2 separate regions of the Homo sapiens genome follow, and region 1 is linked to region 2. Evidence: chromatin loops called from intact Hi-C (ENCODE). Cell type or tissue: PC-3. All regions are shown on one strand. Each heading gives the region's core, and the rest is flanking DNA. Links, peaks and the distances in the headings are about the cores only.

Evidence for each region. Hi-C counts contacts between places; a loop is a spot of excess contacts. Peaks named below come from ENCODE experiments on the same cell type or tissue, not always from the same donor. Only the 100,000 strongest peaks of a DNase experiment are listed, where the experiment ranks them.
Region 1: a loop joins it to region 2, with 2.7 times the contacts of the local background. A loop is called at or near these places in 1 of 110 quality-filtered maps.

What each region holds. Positions count from the first base shown.
Region 1 is chrX:96,472,599-96,484,705 of GRCh38, forward strand. All of the region lies in intron 1 of LOC107985714 (a long non-coding RNA gene), which reads right to left. Among named protein-coding and RNA genes, the nearest start is that of DIAPH2, 210 kb to the right of the region's middle. RefSeq lists an enhancer at 10,862-11,681. In PC-3, for the core only: no CTCF peak of the experiment used is centred there; a DNase peak (open chromatin) is centred at 7,693; H3K4me3 peaks cover 146 bases; H3K27ac peaks cover 2,124 bases.
Region 2 is chrX:96,710,399-96,722,505 of GRCh38, forward strand. All of the region lies in intron 1 of DIAPH2 (diaphanous related formin 2), which reads left to right. Among named protein-coding and RNA genes, the nearest start is that of DIAPH2, 32 kb to the left of the region's middle. In PC-3, for the core only: no CTCF peak of the experiment used is centred there; a DNase peak (open chromatin) is centred at 5,343; H3K4me3 peaks cover 361 bases; H3K27ac peaks cover 1,243 bases.

The sequences.
Region 1 (12,107 bases), core at 2,721-10,720, 240 kb before region 2:
ATCTTGATTCTTCCCCTAAATTCTTTTCTAGAAGAAACATTAGCCTCTAGTGCAATACACATGGATCCCTTGCTTTCTAATCCCACCAATTCTCCTGAAAATGCTCAAAATGTGCCTGACAGGCCTGCCATATTCCTTCCAGCTCCATCACCCCTGAATACAACTTTTGTTGTGTTTTTTAAGAGTCTAAGGCTATCCTATAATGAGCCCTTCTTAGAAAGACGGAGAAATTGACAATCCTTCATGTAAGTCTTATACAATGCTAAGGCATGGGGGAAAAAGGTGGAGCTATCTAGTTCCTGCCTCTAGTTCCTGCCTATCAGTTCACGTAGGTTGCCAGCGGTAGTTACTACTATTGCTGTCTGGTGTCCCAGGGGGTCCAGCAGAGAGCTACTGTTCAGTGCCTACTTAGACCATGGTAATCTTTTTATTGTTCAGTGCCACATTTGGGACATGGGTATAATTTATTAGGTTTCTTTTGGTCCCATCTTAGACAACACATACCACAGCCATTTCCTGTCTGGGGTCATGAGATCTCACCATCTGCACTGCAAAGCTTCAGGGTGAAGGATCCTTGTCTTCTTTGTTCTTATGATCTACATATTTCTTTCTATTTCTTCCTTCTCCAATCTAAAGGAAGTATCAAGACTGTAGGAAATATCCCATTCTCTCCACCACTCACTTACTTATCGTTATGAATTAATTTAATTCAACACACTTCTCTTCCTATATAGCTTGGCTGGGAAGCATATGGGAGTGTGGTTAACAGAACCAGTTTAAATATTTGGTAGAAAGCCTTAGAGTGGGTGTCTTACAGCTACTTGTTGCTTATTTTAGAATGAGGGGTGGGTACTTCACACTTACTCTCTTCAGCTTTAGGAGTTTAGCAGAAATTGTGATGAAAAAATCCCATTTAAAATTCTGTAAAATTCCACCATTAAATGCAGTCATTCCCCTAAACATAGCAGAAGTATAGGCACTTCCCTAACTCTTAACTGTTGCCTTAGGAACATTCTGACCCCAGAGTTGGGGGTGTCCTCTCTAGCACCCAGAAATACAGGCCTACTATGATCTTGGATGGATAGCACTGTGGGACAGCACCAGAGGAACTACTGGACAGAATATTGGGTAATGAGGAACATTTTTAAAGGGGAGGGGTGTTTTAGTTATTGTATAATATGACAAACCAAGCCTATGTGCTTACGTTTCTCCCATTTCTGTAGTAACCAGTCAGTGTAAATAAATCAGTTGTTAGCGCAGAATTCCAGAACAGGAATCAGTAGCTTTTGTGTCCTATGGATAAAAATACCTTGGGATCTTGGGAGAGATACATAAACAAAGCTGGGGATTATCACCATACAAGCTAATAGACTATTTTGAAAGTGGTCTGTTAGAAGACTACTGTGGGCTACCCTGCTAATTAGAGGGAATAGAGTAACCTATACATAGAAGTGATTCCCAAAATGATTCAAGAAAACACATGAATTCCAACTGTAGAATACACCTGGGATAGTAGGTTAAGTAATCAGTTCCAGTGTTTTAATACACTGGAATCCCAAAGGCAGATTTATGCATTCTGTCTCTGGGTGGGGTGGGAGTTGCTGCTATGAATGCTTTCTGTTATACAGTGACCAAGTTGAAAGGATTGTCCTTGCTTATAATATGTAGCAATCACAAAATTTACATCTGGATTTAACACTACATATACTAAGCTAGAAGAAGAGGCTTATACTACTCCTCATACTTTGTAAGAAGATTCCAAGGAATAAGAGGTATAGAACAGCTGCTTGCATTGAGACTTAGGTAAAAGAAATCCAATGTCCAGGTCACTACAGTAGGAAATGACATAGACCAAGATAAAGTGAATTTCCCTTGAGTTACTTCCTTGTATACATACATACTTTGTTATGCTCATGAGTCAGATATACGATATTAGATTTGTGCAAACGTAGTTGCAGTTTTTGCCAAATGATTGCTACTATTCCTGTTTGCTGGCCCGTGACATTTGCCAAATAGTTGCTACTATTCCTGTCTGGTTTTGCCAAATGGCAAAAACCGCAATTATTTTTGCACCAACTTAATAATATTCTTTTATAAATTTAGTATGATAAAATACTGGCTGCTTACCAAACAGTGCAAAGCACTTTATATTTAAGGTTCTGTATACTCTTAGTGTGCAGGTTAAAAGCATATTAATCTATATGTATTGGAATCTTTCCAGATTTTGTACTACTATGATTACAAGCATATTGACAGTGGGGTTTAATGACAATTCTATTCTCTAAGAGTTCTTTCTTTATGGGTCTCTGGCACAGTTTTCCTCCTACATTATTCCCAGAATGGCTTTGAGTCATTCAATTTTATGATGTGCTGCTCCTTTTGTGCTCACTCCACATGTTATGCGAATAGAGAAACACCTAAGTCCTAGCCCTAAATTTCCTCTTCAACCTCACCTTCTACCCTACATCCTGGCAAGCCCTTCAGATGAAAGTCATTTTCATTCACATTTTGAGATTTCCTGGAATTATTGTCAATGGAATAAATTGGAATTGAGAGTTACTCTCTTATTTGCCATCTTCTTATACATTACTATGAAATGTGTAGAGGGAGTTGCTGATAAATAGCAATTCAAGGTCTAGTGCTAGTATTTGTGTGCCAGGTGTTTAAAGTGGCTAGATGTAGTCCCAAATAATGCCACCACTCCCTCCACACTTGTAAAATCAGGATGTATTCAGTAGCCCGTTCACTTTTCAATCCTATAATCTCTTATAGAAATTCCAGCCTGACAGTTAAAATACCAATTCTCCACCTAAAAGCAATTGTCTCCACTCTTCTTCCTTAATACTAGAACCTGACTTTTTTCAAGGAGTAGGTAGATATCCCTTAATCTCAGGGTGGACAGAGCTCTAACCCAGCCCCAGTTGGTAAGCTAATTGTTCTAGTCATTTTAGTTCCATTGTCTTCCCCTAGCAATTTATCTAGGGTTGGGCCTCTAGGCCAAGCTATAGCTTGGTGAGTTCTGACCAATAAGATATTAAAGAGAGCATGGTGGGCTCTTGCTAGAAAACATTTTGCTTCCTGGTAAAAGGGACAGGGCATAAAAGGAGAGCTTGCTGACACTGTCTTCCCTCTTATTTCAGCCTTAGACTAAGAAGAGAAATTTGGACCTCTGAGCCATCTTACAACCATGAGATGATAATCATAAGACAAAAAGACAATAGAAAGGAAATAAAAGACATAATTTCTGGGTCTTTGATGGTGCTGTTGAGCAGCTGAACCAATATTAGCAACTGCTTACCTGTAGAACAGCAGATCTCAAACTTTTTGGTCTCAGAACTCTTTATAATCACACTTATTATTGAGGAATATTAATTTCTCAGCTTTGATAAATGTGTAATGTTTATATAAAACGTTAACAGAGGAAGCTGAATAAAGGATATGTAGAAGCTGTTATCTCTGTAACTCTTCTGTAAATCTAAAATTATTTCAAAGTAAAGAGTTTTTTAAAATTATTGAGGATTGCCTAAAACCTTTCTCTAATATGGAACATATCCACTGATGTTTACCATAGTATAAATAAAAATGGAGAGATTTTTTAAAATTTTATTTATTAATTTATTTAAACATAAAAAGAATATCTATTACATGTTAACATAAGAAACATTTTCATGAAAATCATATTTTCAAAAAATAAATTTAGGGAAAGGAGTAGTACTGTTTGACATTTCTGCAAATTTCTTCAAAGTCTGGAATAATAGAAGACAGCTGGACTCATCTCCTTCTGAATTCAATCTGCTGTAATATGCTGTTCTGGTTCAATTATATGAAGAAATTCTAGCCTTACACAGGTATTTAGTTTGAAAAAGGAGTATGTTAATGGCCTTTTCAGATAACGTAGATATTTCTGCTTGATACTACACTGAAATTTAACAAGCGATAGTTTTTTTTAAAAGATCAATTGCAATATGGAAGCTGAAGTCATATCAATGAGCTTTTCATACTGTATTATATTAAAAGCTATTTTTCAATCTTTCATTTTGAATGGGTCTTCTATCCACTTATTAGTTCATACCATGAGGTATTAATTTATTATTTGGAAAATACTGGCCCACTGAGTGATGCAGGACTTCTAATTAATGACCCATTTTATAATGAAATATCGAAAAATCACATTTGTTAATACCACCATTGATTCCACCAAGTCTTTAAGTTGGGAAGCTGACAAGCTCATGGTGGCAGATGTAAGTTTTTCCAGAACTCTAATTTTCACTTGAAAGCTTGAATGTTATTATCAGCAACAAATACTTTAAATTGTTTTCCTTAAAAATGACAGACTTATTTTGTTCATTTTCAAGAAAATATCTGCCAAATACCCAAGTCTGTATCACCACAGTAAAAATGATGTTTCATGAGGAAAGCAGACAATTCAGCTCGTTACTCAATTCTGCAAGTTCTTTCCTTGAGACAACCATCAAACTCCAGTGTGCAGCAGAAGTACCTTATTAAAACTTTCCATTTTATCCCACAGAATGTTAAGAAAATGTGTACTCGAGGGTTGAGATTTAATAAAATTAACATTTTACTGTTTCTTCAAGAATGTTCTAAAGTAGAACTTGCTTTTTTTTTTTTTCCACAAATTCATGGCAGTGAAGGATACCAATGACTACTGCCAGCACAGTTTGGTGTCACCCCTTTGCTAAGATGCCAGCAGTTTTAGCCTCTGTTGCTTTAGCATCATCTATACAAATGTTAACAGGAAAAAAGGCAAATAAAATCTTATAATTATTGTTAAAAAGATCTTGAGGACCCACAGGGGTCCGTGGATCACACTTTGAAAACCACATTTAGACTTAAGTGAGAAAAATAAATTCTTATTTGTTTAATCCACTCTTACTCAGATTTTCTGTTATTTGCAACTAAAAGCATTCCTGATAGATGCAGCATAATATATTCTTGAGTATTCCTTGGTATTCAAAACATCCATGCTTCCACTTAATGATTGTGGCAAAAAAAAAAAAAAGCTATTTATCTATTTGAGTTGAGTCTCTTCTTGTGTGGAGACAGAGATAATTCATACTTCAAAGTCCTGTGGCTTTTCCCTTGCTGATCCATGAGGGTTATGCTTCTCCACGTATTGAAGCAATGCTAAGCAACCCTCAGACTGCATAAAATCTATCTAGTTTTGAAATATTTCCCATGATTTAATTTCTAGAATACGAATCTTAAATTACTAGTTATTGAGCAGTGATTCTACTCATTTCCATAGGTGTAGTATTTAGAAAGTCTTCCTTTGCATTACTGCTGCATCAGGTTAAGTAGAGAAGCTGCTTGTCTCAAGAGGATTGACTCAGAAACAATTCCAAGGCATTGCCAAAGGCATGGCACCAGAGACCTTGGACACAAGGTACACGACACAGTGAAGGTGAAGGTGAAAGAGAAAAGACCCAGGAATAAAGATTAGCTCCTGTGTGCTTCTATTTTAGGGACAGATTGTATCAAGAGTATTGGTTTCATTCTAATCTATTCTATAGTTTGGGAGTAGTAAAGAACATCACTTAGTATTTTAAATCCCCACTCTCTGCAATATCTAATTACAACACTTGACATTTGAGTACATTTTTTGTGTAATAAAACCAGTAGGTAACATAGGGAGAGGGAGATTGAAAGATCTGGAGACAAAAATATAAATTTGGCCAGAGTTTAGCTACAGGGTAATGTTTAATGAAATATTGCTTTTTAAAGACCAGGAGATTCCTAAACTCTGAAATATTTGTCAGAAAAATGAAACCCTTTAGTAATGGAAAAATAATAATTTTTAATGCCTAAATTTAATTGCATATGTTTTGATTTAAAAGACATAATTTCTTACTAGGAATAGAAAGAAATTTTCTTAAACTGGTAATGGACATCTATGAAAAACTCACATCTAATGTCATACTTAATGGTGAAAGACTGGATGCATTTTCCCTGAGATTAAGAGCAAGACAAGGATTCCATTCTTGCCATTTGTTCATAACAGAGTACTGGAGGTTCTAGCCAGGGCAATTAAACAAGACAATTTTGTTAATTTAACAAAATAAGTTCAAAACGTATACTTTGAAATCTATAAAACTGTTGAAAGAAACTAAAGAAGATTACATAATTGGAAAAATATCTTTTTTTATGTATCAGAAGATCTAATATTGTTAAGATGCAATATTCCCCAAATTAATTGACACATTCAACACAATCTCTATCAGAACTCCAGCTGGCTTATTTGTAGAAATTCACAAGATGATTCTAAAATTCATATGGAATTGCAAGAAACTCAGAATAGCCAAAACTATCTTGAAAAAGAACAAAAGTTGGAGGGCTCACAATTCCTGATTTTAAAACTTACTACAAAACGACAGTAATCAAAACAGTGTTGTACTGGCATAAGGAGAGACATAATAGATCACTGGAATGGAATTGAGAGTCCAGAAATACATCTATGTGTCTATAGTCAACTGATTTTCAACAGGGGAGCCAAGACCATTTAATGGGGGAACATAGTCTATTATACAGATTGTGCTAGGACAACTGGATATCCACATGCAAAGAATAAAGTTGGACCCCTACCTCATACCATATTCAAAAATTAATTCAAAATGGATGATCAACCTAAAAATAAGAGCCAAAACCATAGAACTCTTAGAAGAAAACATAAAGGTAAATCTTGATGACCTAGGATTTGGCAGTGGATTCTTAGATATGACACTCGAAGCATGAACAATGGATAAGAATGTTCAACAATGGATAAGAATGGAAAAAATGGATAAGTTAGACATCGTCAAAAATTTTTAAAATATTTTCTGCATGAAGGAACATTATCAAGAAAGTTATGATGACCTACAGAAGGGAAGAAAATATTTAAAAATCATGTATCTGAAAATGGCCTACTATCCAGACTATATATAGAACTCTTACAACTCAACAACAAAGAGACATATAACCCAATTTAAAATGAGCAAATCACTTAGAGATTTCTCCAGAGAAAGTATATAAATGGCCAATAAGCACAGGAAAAGATATTTAACATCGTTAGATACTAGGGAAATGCAAATCACAACTGCAACAATGCACAACCACTAGGATGGCTATCATTGAAAATACAGAAAAGAACAAGTGTTTGTAAAGACATGGAGAAATTGGAATCCTTAAACATTGCTGGTAGGGAATGGAAAATGGTTCAGCCACTATGGAAAACAGTTTGGGGGTTTCTCAAAAAGTCAAACATAAGACCAGACACAGTGCCTCACACCTGTAATGCTAGCACTTTGGGAGGCTGAGGTGGAAGAATCATTTGAGCCCAAAAGTTCAAGACAAGCTTGGGCAACGTAATGAGACCTCGTCTCTAAAAAAAATTTAAAAATTAGCTGGGCATGGTGGCACATGCCTGTAGTCCCAGCTACTCTGGAGGCTGAGGTGGAAAGATCACTTGAGCCTGGGAGGTCGAGGCTGCAGTGAGCCATGATCATGCCAATTCACTCTAGCCTGGGTGATATAGTGAGATCCTGCCTAAATAAAAATAAAAATAAAAAGCATAGAATTACCTTATTACCCTGCAAGTTCACTCGTAGGTATATACCCAAAAGATTGAAAACAAGTATTCAAAGAAGTACGTGTACGCATGTGACTCACTGCAGCACTATTCACAATAGCCAAAGAATGGAAACAGTCCTATGTCCATCAATGAATGACTGGATAAACAAATTATAGCATAACTGTACAATGAAACATTATTTAGTCATAGAAAAGAACGAGATACTGATGCGTGCTACCAGAGAGATGAACTTTGAAAACATTATGCTAATTGGAAGAAGACAGTCACAACAGATCACATACTAGATGATTTTATTTATATGAAATATCCGGAATAAGCAAATCCATAGAGACAGTAGATAGTGTTTACTTAGGTCTGGGAAGGTTTATGGGATGAAGGTGATAGTTAAAGGGTGCACAGTTTTGTTTTGTTTTGTTTTTTTTTTGAGGTGATGAAAATGTTCTAAAATTGACTGTGATAATGATTGCACATATGTGTAAATATGCTAAACAATATTAACATGTACACTTTAAAAGGGTGAAATGTGTTATATGTGAATTATATCTTAATTAAGCTGTTAATTTAAAACAATCTAATTTCTTAAAAAATATAAAAATGAGGTTTATATAGATTTTTCTATTTTCTTAATATCTCTCAAGCAAAACAGACTTTTCATCAGCATATTTGACAGCCATTTCTCTGACAACACTTGCCAGCCTGTTTGTGCCTACCATCCTAATACAGAAAGCAGAGAAGCTGGATATAGGCCTGGGAAAACTGCTCATGAAAAGAGCACCTGGCAATACCCATTACCAAAATTATCTGAACTTGGGACAGAGTTGACAATATTGAATTATTACAGTAGAGTGGGAGAAGGGCTATACTAGCTGTATCCAATAAGATAGAAGCTGGATAGGAAGATTGAGAAAAAGGTATTCAGGGTTCCTATCTCATCCATGAGTCAGGGTCACAGAAGACAATAATCAAGGTTTGTATGGAAAGATTTCTGGGAGTTGCCATGAACCGAGTTAGTACAAGTAGTGGGATGAGGTGAGGATGGGGGAATCAGTGTACACAAACTAAGAGAAACAACCGAGATAACTAAGGATGGGAGTCACTGGGTTATCTAATTGCAGAAAATGATTTTCTCTCTTTCAGTGGATCTTACACCTACCAGGTCTTACATCAAATCATCTTAAAGATGCAGCTTATCATTTTAAAATAAAATTATGGGAGTCTCAATTTGAGTCTGTGCATGATCAGACAAGAATAGACATATCTTGCAAACTGGTTGAATAAACCCAGTTAAAGTCCATGTGCTAAGGAGCATCTTGGAATCACTCTTCCTGAGAAAAGAGGGGTCCAGGAGTACAGTCAGTCCTCTAGGGGTGCAGTGATATTGGGTAGAACATGATGTATGTCATTTGTATTAGCCTCTTGATCCAGCCTCAAATAAGTCCTAAACTCTTAAGTTGAAACCGCCTTTGCAAAAATTTTAAACTGAGGAAATTATGACAGTGAAAGAGATTAGACCTAATTGACTCCATCTTGCGTCTAAGTTTTAAGCTGTACTTGTTCATTCCTGAGCATAGGCCGAAGTAACCTTGGGAAGAAGTGCAGTTTATGGTTTCACTCTGAAACAAAATTGATAATAGCCCTTTACTGAAAAGACCCCTTCTTGCCTGGGGACCAGTCTGCCTTTGTAGGACTGACAAATTAGCTACAAGATTAGAAATTATGGTTTAGGGGTCATGCAGCCTCTGTCTGCAAAAGTCTGAACTTCCCAAATTGCTTGGGGATAACATCACTATTGTAAAACCTGAGATCAGTGCTTGAGATATTTGCAGATCCTGCACTGGATAGATCAGCTGACATAACCCAGACTGGTAATCTGGCTCAACCAGTTCTGCCTTCCCACCCAGGAACAGAAGACAGCAAGAAAACCTCACTTCGATCCCCTATGATTCCACCTCCAACCTGACCAATCAGCACTTCCCACTTTCCTAGCCCCTAGCCGCCAAAATATCTGTTTAAAACGCCAATCCCCAAATTCTCCATGAGACGGATTTGAGTAATAAAACTCCAGTCTCCCACACAGCCAGCTCTATGAAGTACTCTTTCTCCATTGCAATTCCCTTGTCTTGATAAATTGGCTTTGTCTAGGCAGCAGGTGAGGTAAACCCGATGGGCAGTTACAAAGTACTTGGGGTTATAGGCATCATTCCATGGGATCCCTCATCAATAGAGGGTAATACTAGAGACAAACAAGAGCAAGTAAAAGAAGTAGGCAGCCTGGTAAAGGTGCTGTTGCACTCAGTGGACTGATTTGTTCATAAATATGTTACTGGTAGAAAGTATCTGAGTTACTGGCAGAGAATCACATGGGTCTGCAGCAACCTCAGTTCTTGCCTCCTCAGAAGAAACAATCCAACTGAGGGGAATAAGGCAGAAAAAAAGACCAAGGCAAGTTTCAGAGCAGGAGTGAAATTGTATTAAAAAGCTTTAGAGCAGGAAAGAAAGGAAAGTACACTTGGAAGAGACCCAGGTGGGCACCAAGAAGGTCAAGTGTGGCATTTAACTTTGATCTTAGGACTTTATAGGCTGACCCACTTCTGGTGTATTGCACCCCTTTCCCATGCTTCTTCCCTTAGTGTGGGCTGCCCACATGCGCAGTGCCCTCCTTACGCTTGGGAGGTGAGCACGCGCAGTGTGTTTAGAAGTTGCATGCATGCCCATCTGAGGGTTTCTTCCCTTTTCCGGTGGAGTGCCCCCAGAAGGTCATACTCCACCATTTTGTCTCTTAATGTACATGCCCAGGCTCACTCACCCAGTACCTGCGATTTTATTGGAAGCTCTTTTTGCTTCTCCCTGGTGCCTGCATTCAATTAACACTCTAATGTAACAGCTGTGGACCATCAGGAGATTGTCTCTCCCTGGCACGGTTGCCGAATTATCATTTTTAGAGAGGCAATGTGATAATTGTTGAACCATCACCTGACATTAACTGGTGGGTGGGGGAAGAGCCCTCTCCTGCCCCACTCATATCTGTCTAACTACCTGTAACAAATACACATAAGGGAACCCTTGAAACGTTCCAGAAACTCTTGGGGGAAGGATCTTTAAAGAAACCTGTAGTCATGTGTCAAACAGATGGGGGCATGTACAACTTATTTGAGGTATTATTATTTACGTGAAACTCAAAGGCTGGTGAGGCCTGGAGAAACGGGAATCATGGACAAAGTTCCTAATCCTTCTGGAGCAGCCGAAAATGATCTTACAGTGGAAGTGACCTTTGACTCATGACCTGAGAGAGGGTCCAAAGGACATTTCAGACTAGAGCAGAGGGTATGCACAAAGACACAGAGGGTCACTATGCTTATTTTTGAAAATTAATTTGCATGGACCAAGTGTTTTTCGTTTTGTGCATAGCTACACGTGTACATATTTAGCAGGAATCCTGGCATTTGACCACAGTAGCCACTGAGAGCAGCTCAACTATTTCTCATAACTGTTAAAATTATTCAAATATTAGAATTGGAAGGAACCAAAGATGCCATCTATACTCCGCCACCATGAAAGTGCAAGGGATAATTGCAAAGCTATTAGCAACCTCCAAGGCTCAATAACCACCTTGCTTTCATACAACATTTGCTTTGTCGTGTAAATTAAGAGGCACTGAATATCACCACAGGATTTGGAAGGCTGAGGGGATGCCAAAAATCTGGTCAGCAGGTCATAAGTATTTCTTTTGTTAATCTAATAGTCTAGTAATTTGACATACAATGAGGGCAGAAAGTTACCTCTATAATTCCTTGAGGTTCAGACAGCATTTATACTCCTGACACTCCATTTGCATGAAGAGAGACAGAAGAAAAGGGTGTTAATGTCTAATTGTTAATGGATCACATAGTTTAACTCTAGCATCTAAATGTCATGATAGAGCCTGCAAACTGAACACTGTGAATCTAATTGAAATTATTTTTGTGTCACTTTACAGTGATTGTTTCTTTCACATTGTCTCAAATAATGGCTGAATTAATTCTTCAGGAATTATACAGAGCAGAATTCCCTTTATATAGAGAAATAAGATGATCTTGTATTACTGTAGTTAAAAAACAAATAGCAAGCACTGACTACAGTACCAAATGTCATTTCTTTGAAAACCTGGGCCAACAAAAAGCAACTCTAAAATTCAGTAAACAGATTAAAATGAAAATGTTTCCATGACTTTTCTCTTCCAATGCAATTTGACTATGACAGTATTTCAAGGATTATAAACAAAAACCTTGGTAACAGATACAAGAACTTTAAGCATACTTATATATTATGGCACATGCATTATATTTAGCCTTTCCAGTGTGAGATTATCAACAACACATTGTTATCAAAATTACACACCAAAAATGTCCCATGCCAAAGCTAAAATAGTCATTTCTATTTCGTTTTTAGTAGCTTTAATTTTAAACTATTCTTAGGTTCATAGAGTACTATTACCCAGGTACTCTTCATTATTGTTAGGCATTACAAGCAAAAAAAATTTAAT
Region 2 (12,107 bases), core at 1,460-9,459:
TATGTATAGTAGTCAAATGGTTAGAATTTATATGCAGAAGGATATACCATATCACATTTTCATTGTAAATTGCTGCTTTACTCTCCTGTCTGCCACATTCTTTCTGGTGATTCTATATTTGTGTTGATTGCTTTTCATGGATAATAAAGAAATTTACATTTTTCTCTTTTTACTTTGTGTGGATTAATGCTCTAGATTTGAATGCCTAATGCTAGTCAATCTTTGGATCACATATGTAATACTCCTCCATAATAGCACCCCCCTCCACTCCCACCATATGATGAGGAGGGAAAATTTTTTCTAAATATTTTATTTTTATTTCAGTAGTTTTGGGGGAACGGGGGGTTTTTGGTTACATGGATAAGTTCTTTAGTGGTGATTTCTGAGATTTTGGTGCACTTGTCACCTGAGCAGTTTACACTGTACCCAATGTGTAGTCTTTTATCCCTCACCCTCCCTCCTGAAAATTCATTGCATCATTCTCATACCTTTGCATCCTCATAGCTTAGCACCCACTTATGAGTGAGAATAAATGATGTTTGGTTTTACATTGCTGAGTTACTTCACTTAGAATAATTGTCTCCAACACTCCACTCAGGTTGCTGCAAATGCCATTATTTCATTCCTTTTTATGGCTGAGTAGTATTCCATGTTGTATACATAACACATTTGCTTTATCCACTTGCTGGCTGATGGGCATTTAGGCTGGTTTCATATTTTTGCAGTTGCTAATTGTTCTGCTATAAACATGCATGTGCAAGTGTCCTTTTCATATAATGACTTCTTTTCCTTTGGGTAGTGGGATTGCTGGATTAAATGGTAGATCTACTTTTAGTTCTTTAAGGAATCTCCATACTGTTTTCCATAGTGGTTGTACTAGTTTACATTCCCACCAGCAGTATGTGAAAGTGTTCCCTTTTCACCACATCCATGCCAACATCTATTATTTTTTGATTTTTAGATTATGGCCATTCTTGCAGGAGTAAGGTGGTATCGCATTGTGGGTTTAATTTGCACTTCCTTGATAATTAGTGATGTTGAGCATTTTTTCATGTTTGTTGGCCATTTGCATATCTTCTTTTGAGAATTGTCTATTTATGTCCTTTGCCCACTTTTTGATGGGATTATTTGTTTTTTTCTTGCTGATTTGAGTTCCTTGTAGATGCTGGATGTCCTTTGTCAGATGCATGGGAGGAAAATTAACAACTGGTTAGAGTAATAGTTTTAGAATTTGTGTATATAGATTGCTGGTACAAAATGATTGAATGCCTATGTGTTATCCTGGCTGTATAGTGAATCAAATGGGTAAACTATTAGAGATAGTATATGAGGTAAAGACAACTTTTTTTTTTACTTTTTTTCATTTTCAGAAATAACTTGCTTTTTCTTTTAGCTCTGCTGTTGCTGTGTTTATCTATATTAGTTTTTAGATGTAACAGTCTATTCAAATGTCATAATATTTGTTAGAATTTTCTGTTCTTGCACAGGGTGGACTTTCTGTAGACAGTAGGTCTGTGGTAAAAAATAAATTTAAAAACCCCTGAACTTCTAAATGGGTGATATCCTTGGCAAACTAAAGTAATCACATGGCTAGATATTGAATTTTTAGAATATTGAACTGTACTAAATAAGCAGATTTATTACAAAGAGGTTGTAAAGGTAGAGTTAGGTTCTAATCTTAACTCCTCTGTGGCTTTAGCTACATCACTATGCTGGCTCTTCTTCATGTTTGTATCTGTCATCTTCTCTGTCATCATCATATATTGTTCTCCCCAGTTGTGTTTCATTTGACTTCATCACGCCTGCCAACCAGGTCCCTAATGTTATTTTTCAGATGTTTTATTCTCTGAAAAACGTTGTTGCTCCTTCTTTTGTGGATTTTTTATATAATTTTTTCATCCTTTTTTTTCTAGAGCTCTACCAGCTTGGCTTTTACTTCCCCTTTTATAATTTTTCTTAAAAAGATCTTTATTTTTATCAAAGTACCATATGTACATAATTAAAGTTAGGCATACAGAGGGCTTGCCATAAAAAGTAACAACTGATGCCCCACCCTTTCCTATTCCTAATGTTGCTCACCCTGTGGCAACCCTGTTAACTCTTTTGTTTTGTCTGGTAGTTTTCTCCTTATTTCTAAATAATATGCTTATAATGTTATGTATTACCTTATCTATTTTAGATATTATCTATTGCCTGCCTGCTATGATAGAAGAAGATTAATCTCACATCAATCTTCATCACCCTGTCCTTATCATCAACAATACAGTTATGATTTTTAGTTTCTCTCGTCTAAAGTAAACCTTCTTTGATCTTTTTTACATAATCTATGAAGAATAATACCTGTAGTCCATCTAGATTTGTTTGTTGCAAATTTTATGCATAGATCCTCTGGTCACTTTCTGATCATTGATTTGAAAAATTAAGTTCTATTTATTTTTTTCCACACTGGCGAAAGTTCTCAGGGAACTCAAAGATAGTTAAACATTTTAACTATCCCTCTTGATACTCTCTGCTTTTGAATTTACCAAGCAGAGGAGAGAGCAGGAGTCTCAATTTTTAGTGGTTCCCTATTTTCTTATGCTATTCGATCCCACTCATGATTTGTCTTGGAATTGGTCTGGCTATCTACTATGAAGAGTGGTATGGTGTATGTGCACAGATGTGCACATACACACTTATGTGCACAAGGCACGTACTAGTACATATTTCCAAACTCATGCATGTAAAAGAGATGATAAAGGGGACCTGGATTAACTCACAGCCTGAACTTGAGCTTGTTTTCTTGTGTACCTTTGTTCCTAATTTTTAAAAAATTTCCTTTATCTTGAGAATGTCTTCCCGAGGTTTTGCAATCAGTGATCTTTGTAGCAGTGTCAACCTAACCTCCTGCCTCAAGGATTGTGTGTGTGTGTTAGTGTGTTTTATTTTTTTTAAGATGAACTCTATTTTTTACAGCAGTTTTAGGTGCACAGCAAAATCAAGCAGAAAGCAGAGTTCTCATATTCCCTCTATTCCCACACACCCACAGGTTACCTGCTATTGACATCCTACACCACAGTGATACATTTGTTGCAGTCAAGGAACTTATGTTGACACATCATTCACCCAGAGTCCATAGTTCAGGTTCACTCTTGGTGTGCCTTGTGTGATTTTAGGCAAATACATAATGGCATGGATTTACCATTATAGTAGAACATACAGAGTAATTCCACTGCCATAAAAATCCTCTATTCACCACCTGTTTATTCTTCCCTCCCTTTAACTCCTGGCAACCACTGATCTTTTCCTGTCTCTATAGTTTTGCCTTTTCCAGAATGACATATAGTTGGAATGATAGAGTATGTAGCCTTTTCAGACTGGCTTCTTTCACTTAGTAATATGCATCTAAGGTTCCACCATGTTTTTTTCATGGCTGGATAGCTCATTTCTTTGTAGCACTGTATGATATTCCATTGTCTGAATGTACCACTGTTTATCCGTTCACCTACTGAAGGACATTTTGGTTGTTTCTAAATTACAGCAATTATGAATAAAGCTGCTATAAACATCCAAGTGCAGGTTTTTATGTGGACATAAGTTTTAACTCATTTGGGTAAATGAGTGCTATTGCTGGATCCTTTGGTAAGAGTATGTTTAGTTTTCTAAGACACTGCCAAACTGTGTTCCAAAGTAGATATATCAAGGATTTTTGCATAGGTTGTTCCTACAGCCTCCACTTTTTTTTCTAATTAGACTATACTCTTCCTTAGGACTTCTCAGCTCAGCAATCTCTCATTACCTCATTGATTTAGTAACTACCTGCCATTATATGCATTCATGGCACATGTATTGCTTCTTTATAGCACGTATCATAAGTTTGTGTGTGTGTTTTTTTTTTTTTTTTTTGAGATGGAGTTTTGCTCGTTGCCCAGGCTGGAGTGCAGTGGTGTGACCTCGGCTCACCGCAACCTACACCTCCCAGGTTCAAGCCATTCTTCTGCCTCAGCCTCCCGAGTAGCTGGGATTACAGGCATGCGCCACCACACCCGGCTAATTTTGTATTTTTAGTAGAGACTGGGTTTCTCCATGTTGGTCAGGTTGGTCTCGAACTCCTGACCTCGGGTCATCCATCTGCCTCAGCCTCCCAAAGTGCTGGGATTACAGGCATGAGCCATCGCGCCTGGCCTGTGTGTAATATGTTAATGTCTAGCTTCCTCATTAGTTTGTAAGCTCTATGAAAGCATGGATCATGTTTCATTTGTTGCTCAGCATTTTACCTCTAGCACTTAGCCTGGTGTCTGGCATTTTAGCAAGTATTTATTAAATATATGTTAAATGAGTGAATGAATGAGTAAATAAATAAATCAATAAATTGTATCAATGTTCTTTTTTTCCATAGTGATTGATAACTATGTTTTGATTTGGCAAGTTTATTTTGCTTGGAGAATTTTACCTATAAGATAGCAGAAAAGCTGGGCAAAATCACTTGAAACTTCATATCAGAAGAGACTAGACACAAAAGTTTTTCAAACCCCATTTTTTGTATATATGTGTCTGTGTGTGTACATATGATTGTGTATGTTTAAGTATTAAAAATGGTGTGTTTTCAAGTGAATTAATTTGTGATAGCTATTGACCTGGCAAGGAAAACATTAGGTAACTTTTTAAAAATTGTTATTATTAAGCAAGGGACATTTCTTGACTTCTCTTAAATGCCATGAATGATTAAATAGTGAATTAGAGAGTTCTGTATCTTTTAAAAAATTACTACACTAAAACTTTGCTTGCATTCTTATAGGATAAATGTATATTGCACACAAAATCACATGTATGATTTAAATCTTAGTGAAGACTTGCATGCAGCTTATTTCTGATAATCATTTGATTACTCCTCAGTCCAAATAAAAAAAAATCTAGGTAGCAAGGCATTTATTCACATCATTCATTTTTGTGCAACAAAATAGTCTTGCAGTTGACAGTGAACTTCAGAATGCAGGTTTTCAACTCAGGGCAATAATTATTAACATGAATATTCACCTTATGAATATTGACTATATGAATATGCAAGCTATTAATGGAGTCAAATGTCTTTGAAAGTCACACTCTAGGGACACTTGTTGCAATTCTTCACTCTTTATGGCTGGATTATATATGCTTTCCCGTGGCAGTATTGATTACACAGTGAAGATTTATTCTCTTTCACCATTGGAGTTACATAGTCCTAGTGAAGAGGAAGTGGGGCACATGCAAGATGTAATGTGCTGCTTTGCCTCATCTTTATTTCTATTTTAAGCTTCAATGACCTAGACTAGAGTATTTTACAAGAAATTTTATGTGTGATTAAGAGTGAGTCTTTTCATGTTTGTTTAATGATGAGAAACGATTAGGGTTTGAGGGAGTGACTGCTACCCAGTATGTATTTAAACATAGCCAAAAGTAGCAGTCTTATCATAGAAATATTTTCATAGACGTAATAGCATGAGAATAAGATGCATTTGTTGTCTTCTTTGCTTTTGGTTTAATCTTTTTTTTTTTTTTTCTTCTTGTCTTGCAGTATCCTTCCAAAACAAAAGGCATAACCTAACACTTTTATTGTGCTTTGAGTACCTCTCCTCTGGACCAGGTCAACCATACAACTCTTTCAGTCATCTGGTTAGGATAGAAAACTTATTTTGCCTTAGTGTTAACACATCTCAGATGACAACGGATAAACTGAGCCTTTAATATAATAAGTGCACAACATTTTGCAGATATGTTTAATCATTGTCCCTTCAATAGGGGTTTGGTTTTGATTTTGTTCTGATGCTGCTACCATTTTAAAAAATGCCTTTAGGATTGTTTGGGAACTGTATTCAGAATTAATTTTGTAAGAAACATGAGAAAGCTATTCTTATGGTCACATTAGTTTTGAGTCTAGGATATACTTGAGAGCCTGCAATAGTAATCAGAGTTTATTGTTTTTGAAAAGGAGCAAGTGATTTGAGTATGTACATTCTAGTGTATTAAAGAATGAATTCAATCCTTATATTATTTTCATACCTTATAATGGAGATAAGTTAGTTACTGATGTATAGTCTCTTATGTATTGTTTATTTCAGCAGCTTTATTATTTAAATATAATTGACATACAGTAAGCTGCACATACTTAATGTGTACAGTTTACTAAACTTTGCGTATGTGAAAACCACCCTCACAATCAAGACAGTGAACATATTCATCACCCTCAAAGGGGTTATACCTCTTGGTTACCTCCCGTCCCTCTCTTCCATCCCCAAACTGAGAATTAGTTTGCATTTTTGTCAGTTTTCTGGAAGAGTTGCCGTAGAATTGATGTTTACTAGAACACCCCAGTAAAGCCATAGTGTTGGGTCTTCTCTCATTGTTTATCAGTTTTATGGATCTTCAAAGAAGCAACTTTTGGTTTTATTTTTCTATATTTTGATATTTCATGATTTAAATTTTGACCCATTATTTCTTTTAGCTTGCTTACTTTGAGTTTCATTTGCTTTTCTTTTTCTATTTGCCTAAGGTGACAGCGAAGGTCATTGATTTGAGTACTTAAGAGCTTATTTTATAATATAGGCATTCATTGTTAGAAATTTCTCCCCAATTACTGCTTTTTGGTGTCCCACAAATCCTTATATTTTGTGATTTTAATTTTACTTAGTTTAAATATTTTCTAATTTCTCTTCTGATTTCTTCTTCTACCGATCGTTTACTTAGAAGTGCATTGTTTATTTTCCAATTATTTGGGGATTTTGTAGAAATCTTTTGGTTTTGATTTCTAAAGACTGCTGTGGTCAGAAAATATACTTTGTATGACTTGAATACTTTTACATTTATTGAGACTTTGTTTTATGGTAAATGTTCCATGTGCACTTGACAAAAAATATGTAGTCTTCTGTTGTTGGGTCGAGTCTTGTTCGGGGCCTCCATATCCCTGCTGATTTTCTGTCTGCTTGTTCTATCAATTATTGAGAGAAGAGCACTGAAGTCTGACTGTTACTGTGGATTTGTCTGTTTCTCCTTGTAGTTTTCTGTTTCTGCTTCGTGTATTTTGAAGCTCTGTTATTACAGGCATAACTGTTTAGGACTGTATATCCTCCCGATAATTGACCCCTTTGTCATTATGAAATGACCCTTTTTATACCAGGTGATTTTTTTTTTTTTTTGCTGTGAAATCCACTTTGCCTGATATTAATACAGCCACTCTAACCTTCTTTTGACTAGTGTTAGCATGGTTTATCTTTTATCCTTTTATATAACATGTCTTTCCCCCACCCGCTCTGGCTGCTTTTAATATTTGCTCTTTATCACACTGGCTTTCAGTAACTTAAGATGTGCCTTGGTGTACTTTTCTTCATATTTCTTGTGCTGGGGTTCTTTGGGCTTTTGGGAATCACTGGTTTATATGTTTTTTAATTTTTGTGGGTATATAGTATATATATATATATATATATATATATATATATATATATATATTCACATGAGATATTTTGATACAGGCATACAATGTATAATAATCACATTGGGGGAAATGGGCTAACCATCACCTCAAACATCCTTTGGTACAAACAATCCAATTATACTCTTTTGGTTTTTAAAAAATATACAATAAACTTGTTGACTGTAGTCACTTGATTGTGCTATCAAATACTAGATCTTAATTATTCAATCTAACTTTATTTTTGTACCAATTAACCATCCCCACACCTCACTCTCCAACTTCCCAGCCTCTGGTAAACATCATTCTACTGTCTATCTCCATGAGTTCAATTGTTATAATTTTTTTAGATCCCACAAATAAGTGAAAACATGCAACGTTTGCCTTTCTGTGCCTGGCTTTTTTTTCACTTAACATGTCCTTTAGTTCCATCTGTGCTGTTATAAATGACAAGATCTTGTTCTTTTTTATGGCTGGATAGTACTCCATTGTATATATGTACCACATTTTCTTTGTTTTTTTTTTTTTTTTTTTTTTTTTTTTTTTTTTTTTTATGGTGTCTCATTCTGTTGCCTAAGCTGGAGTGCAGTGGCATGATCTCAGCTAACTGCAACCTCTGCCTCCCACGTTCAAGCGATTCTCCTGCCTCAGCCTCCCAAGTAGCTGGGACTATAGGCGCGTGCCATCATACCCAGCTAATTTTTGTATTTTTAGTAAAGATGGGGTTTCACCATGTTGGCCAGGCTGGTCTTGAACTCCTGACCTCAGGTAATCCACCCGCCTCAGCCTCCCAAAATGCTGGGATTACAGGCGTGAGCCACTGTGCCCAGCCACCACGTTTTCTTTATCCATTCATCTGTTTATGGATACTTAGGTTGCTTCCAAATCTTGGCTGTTATGAATAGTGCCACAATAAACATGAGAGAGCAGATATCTCTTTTAATATACTTATTTTCTTTCTTTTGGGTATATACTCAGCTGTGGCATTGCTGGATCATATGGTACTTCTATTTTTAGTTTCTTGAGAAACTGCTAAATTATTCTCCGTAGCGGTTGTACTGATTTACATTCCCACCGACAGTGTACGAGGAATCCCTCTTTTCCACATCCTTGCCAGCATTTGTTATTGCCTGTCTTTTGGATAAAAGCAATTTTAACTGGGGGTAACATGATACCTCTGTAATTTTGATTTGCATTTCCGTGATCAATGATGTTAAGCACCTTTTCATATACCTGTTTGCCATTTGTATGTCTTCTTTTGAGAAAAGTCTATTCAGATCTTTTGTCCATTTTAAAATTGGATTATTAGATTTTTTTCTCTATATAGAGTTGTTTGAGCTACTTATATATTCTGGTTATTAATCCCTTGTCAGATGGGTAGTTTGCAAATATTTTCTCCTATACTGTGGGTTATCTCTTCACTTTGTTGATTGTTTCCTTTGCTGTGCAGAAGATTTTTTAATTTGATGTGATCTTATGTGTCCATTTTTGGTTTGGTTGCCTGTGCTTGTGGAATATTATGCAAGTAATCTTTGCCCGGTCCAATGTCCTAGAGGACCTTCCCCAATGTTTTCTTGTAACAGTTTCATAATTTGAGGTCTTAGATTTAAGTCTTGAATCCACTTTGATTTCATTTTTGTATATGGAGAGACACAGGGGTCTAGTTTCTTTCTTCTGCATATGGAGATCTAGTTTTCTCATTACATTTATTGAAGAAACTGTCCTTTACCCGATGTATGTTCTTGGCACCTTTGTTGAAAATGAGTTCACTGTAGATTTATGGACTTATTTCTGTGTTCTCTATTCCGTTCCATTGGTCTCTGTGTCTGTTTTTATGCCAGTACCATGCTGTTTTGGTTACTATAGCTCTATAGTATAATTCGAAGTCAGGTAATCTGATGCTTTCGGTTTTGTTCTTTTTTTCTCAGCATAGCTTTGGCTATTCTGTATCTTTTGTGGTTCTGTATAACAGTTACCATTTAAAAAAAATTTCTGTGAAGAATGTCATTGGTATTTTGATAGGGATGCATCAAAAACAAAAACAAAAGTAAAAAATGAAAACACAAAAACCAGTTTGTGACATGGTTAATTAAAGTGATCGGGATTTTTACAATTCTCTTTCACTTTTCTACCCTTCTACCTGAGCATCTGGTTAATCATGGCTGAACGTTAACCAACCCCTTCCAACTTTCTTGCTTAGACTCCAGGTATAACCTCTTGGATTCGGGTCAAAATTGCTTACTCAATAATTATCTTAACCTCAATCTGACAGTCTCCTTTTATTTTGCTTAATAGTTATTTGGCAATTCCTTTACTGAACTTCATTAGTCCTTAAAAACTGTGTACATATAGCTTCTTTCAGTTTCCAAACATTTTTCCTTCTAATTATTGTTTCTCTGGTCATGTGATGTATCTTTTCCTTGCCTGTTGTTTATTACAAAAATCTCTCCAGCCTTGGTCAAAATTCTATCCTTCTGGGCTCACATACCACAGGCTCCAGCTCAGGCACATATTGTATTTTTATTAAAAATATAGCATAGATACAGAATTTTGGTACTAACAAGAACAATACAGTTTATTACTTACACTCGAAGAGATTGAGAGCATACTTCTCAGTCTCTCTTCTAGGTTTTGCCTTGTCACATGATGCTTAAGGTATTTTCACCCTTGATTATTGGAAAAATTCAGCAAAACCTTATTAGAATACTTTAAATATATATAATACAGTTTGGGGATTATTTTATTAGCATAACTTTGTATGTTCTTTAAGCTAGAACATTCTCATTGGTCATGCTGGCAGGGAAAAGAGAAGCCAGAAGAAAATTCAAGTCACTGTTCCGTAAGAACAAATGTTAACATTTGGGCTGGATGGTCACATCAACATGGATTTTGACAGAAAATGTCCTGTCAATTTGATGGATTTTACTTGTGATAAATATACTTCCAGAGAGCTTGCAACAAACCACTCGGTTATAAATGGGTATTTCTGAAGTAATCCTTTCTGATTTGTTTTCAGTTCTAGTCCCTCCCCAATAAAACTGTACCCTAGAATGATGTAATTAAAACATATGAGATGTAGAGACTAGGAAACTTTTTAGTAACATGTTATACATGTGACCTCATTGTATACTGGTTTTCCTTGTCCTGATTCCATTCAGTAGGACTCTTAGGCCTGTGGTTCTACCTTCTTACTGGAACTGGAGGGAAGCTTCTGTTTGACCAAGCTAGGTCAAAGAAAATGAATTTTTTTGCTGTTGGCTGTCTCCAGAGTTTATCTTGAAATCATCAAGTACCTGAGGGATTAAGTTAATATACTCATTTTGCATGTTGCTGGAACTAAAATTAGGTAGAAGAAAGCAGAAACTGGGAAGTTTTTATGTTTGTTTAAAGATTTATTATGTATTATGGGTGTATCTAATCTTCTTGTCATGTAATTTAAATAAATAGGATAAATATTTTTAATGCAAATCCAAACTGAAAATTCACTTTGCAGAGATCATTAACATTTATTTCATGTCATTGTCCTTCTATAGTTTTAAAATGCAAATACCATGGGAAAATCTTCTGGTATATGCTCATGAGAGTGCATTTGTTGCTTACTGACTGTTTTATATTTTACAGTTGGCTAGTCAAGTGCTGACTAATGAACACAAAGCCTGTGTTTGAAAATAAATTTAACAGCTTTATACACAAGCTAAGTTTATGTAAAGTGATCTAGGAGACACATGACCTTTGTGCTCCATAGCCCTTGCTCAAATTCTGAAAGTAAACTATGTAAATGATCTAACATGTCAGGTCAAACAGTTTCAGTGGTTTTCAGCCAAGGGAACTATTGAATATGTTGAGGTGCTTCCCTCTACTATGATGGGTCATGCATCATACCATAGTACTCTGTTTGCTGTTTACCTTGTGAAGGTGTATTTGCTGCTGGAACCATGATGCTGCATACAGGACAGAGAACATTATATGGTTCTGTTTTTACCTCAGTATGCCTTGGTTTCCTAATCAGAAAAACGGGAATAATAATAATAGCTACATTACAGGTTTGTTTTAGGAATTAATTAAATCAGAGAACTAAAAACAATGCCTGGCACATAGAAGGTGCTCAGTGAATCATAAATAGTAGTACTAATAGTAGTGATGCTCTCTCTTTAGGTCTAGCTTTTCTTTTTTCTTTTTAATATACAAATTATAAATTAACAATTTCCTTTTAGGTATTCATGTCTACAATTTGGCATTTAAAGAGACTCTTGGCCGGGCACAGTGGCTCATGCCTGTAATCCCAGCACTTTGGGAGGCCAAGGAGGGCGGATCACCTGGGGTCAGGAGTTTGAGACCAGTCTGGCCAACATGGTGAAAGCCTGTCTCTACTAAAAGTACAAAAAATTAGCCGGGCGTGGTGGTGGGCGCCTGTGATCTCAGCTACTTGGGAGGCTGAGGCAGGAGAATTGCTTGAACCTGGGAGGTGGAGGTTGCAGTGAGTTGAGATTGCACCACTGCACTCCAACCTGGGCAGCAGAGCGAGACTCCGTCTTAGAAAAAAAAAAAGAGAGACTCTCATTCATTCATTCGTTCCCTCCTTCTCTCCTCTTTCTCTCTTCCCTTGTCCCTGTTTCCTTCCCTTCCTCTACTGTATTTCCTTGACTTGTTGCTGTCTAGCTGCAGCAGTGTAGGCAAACCAGGC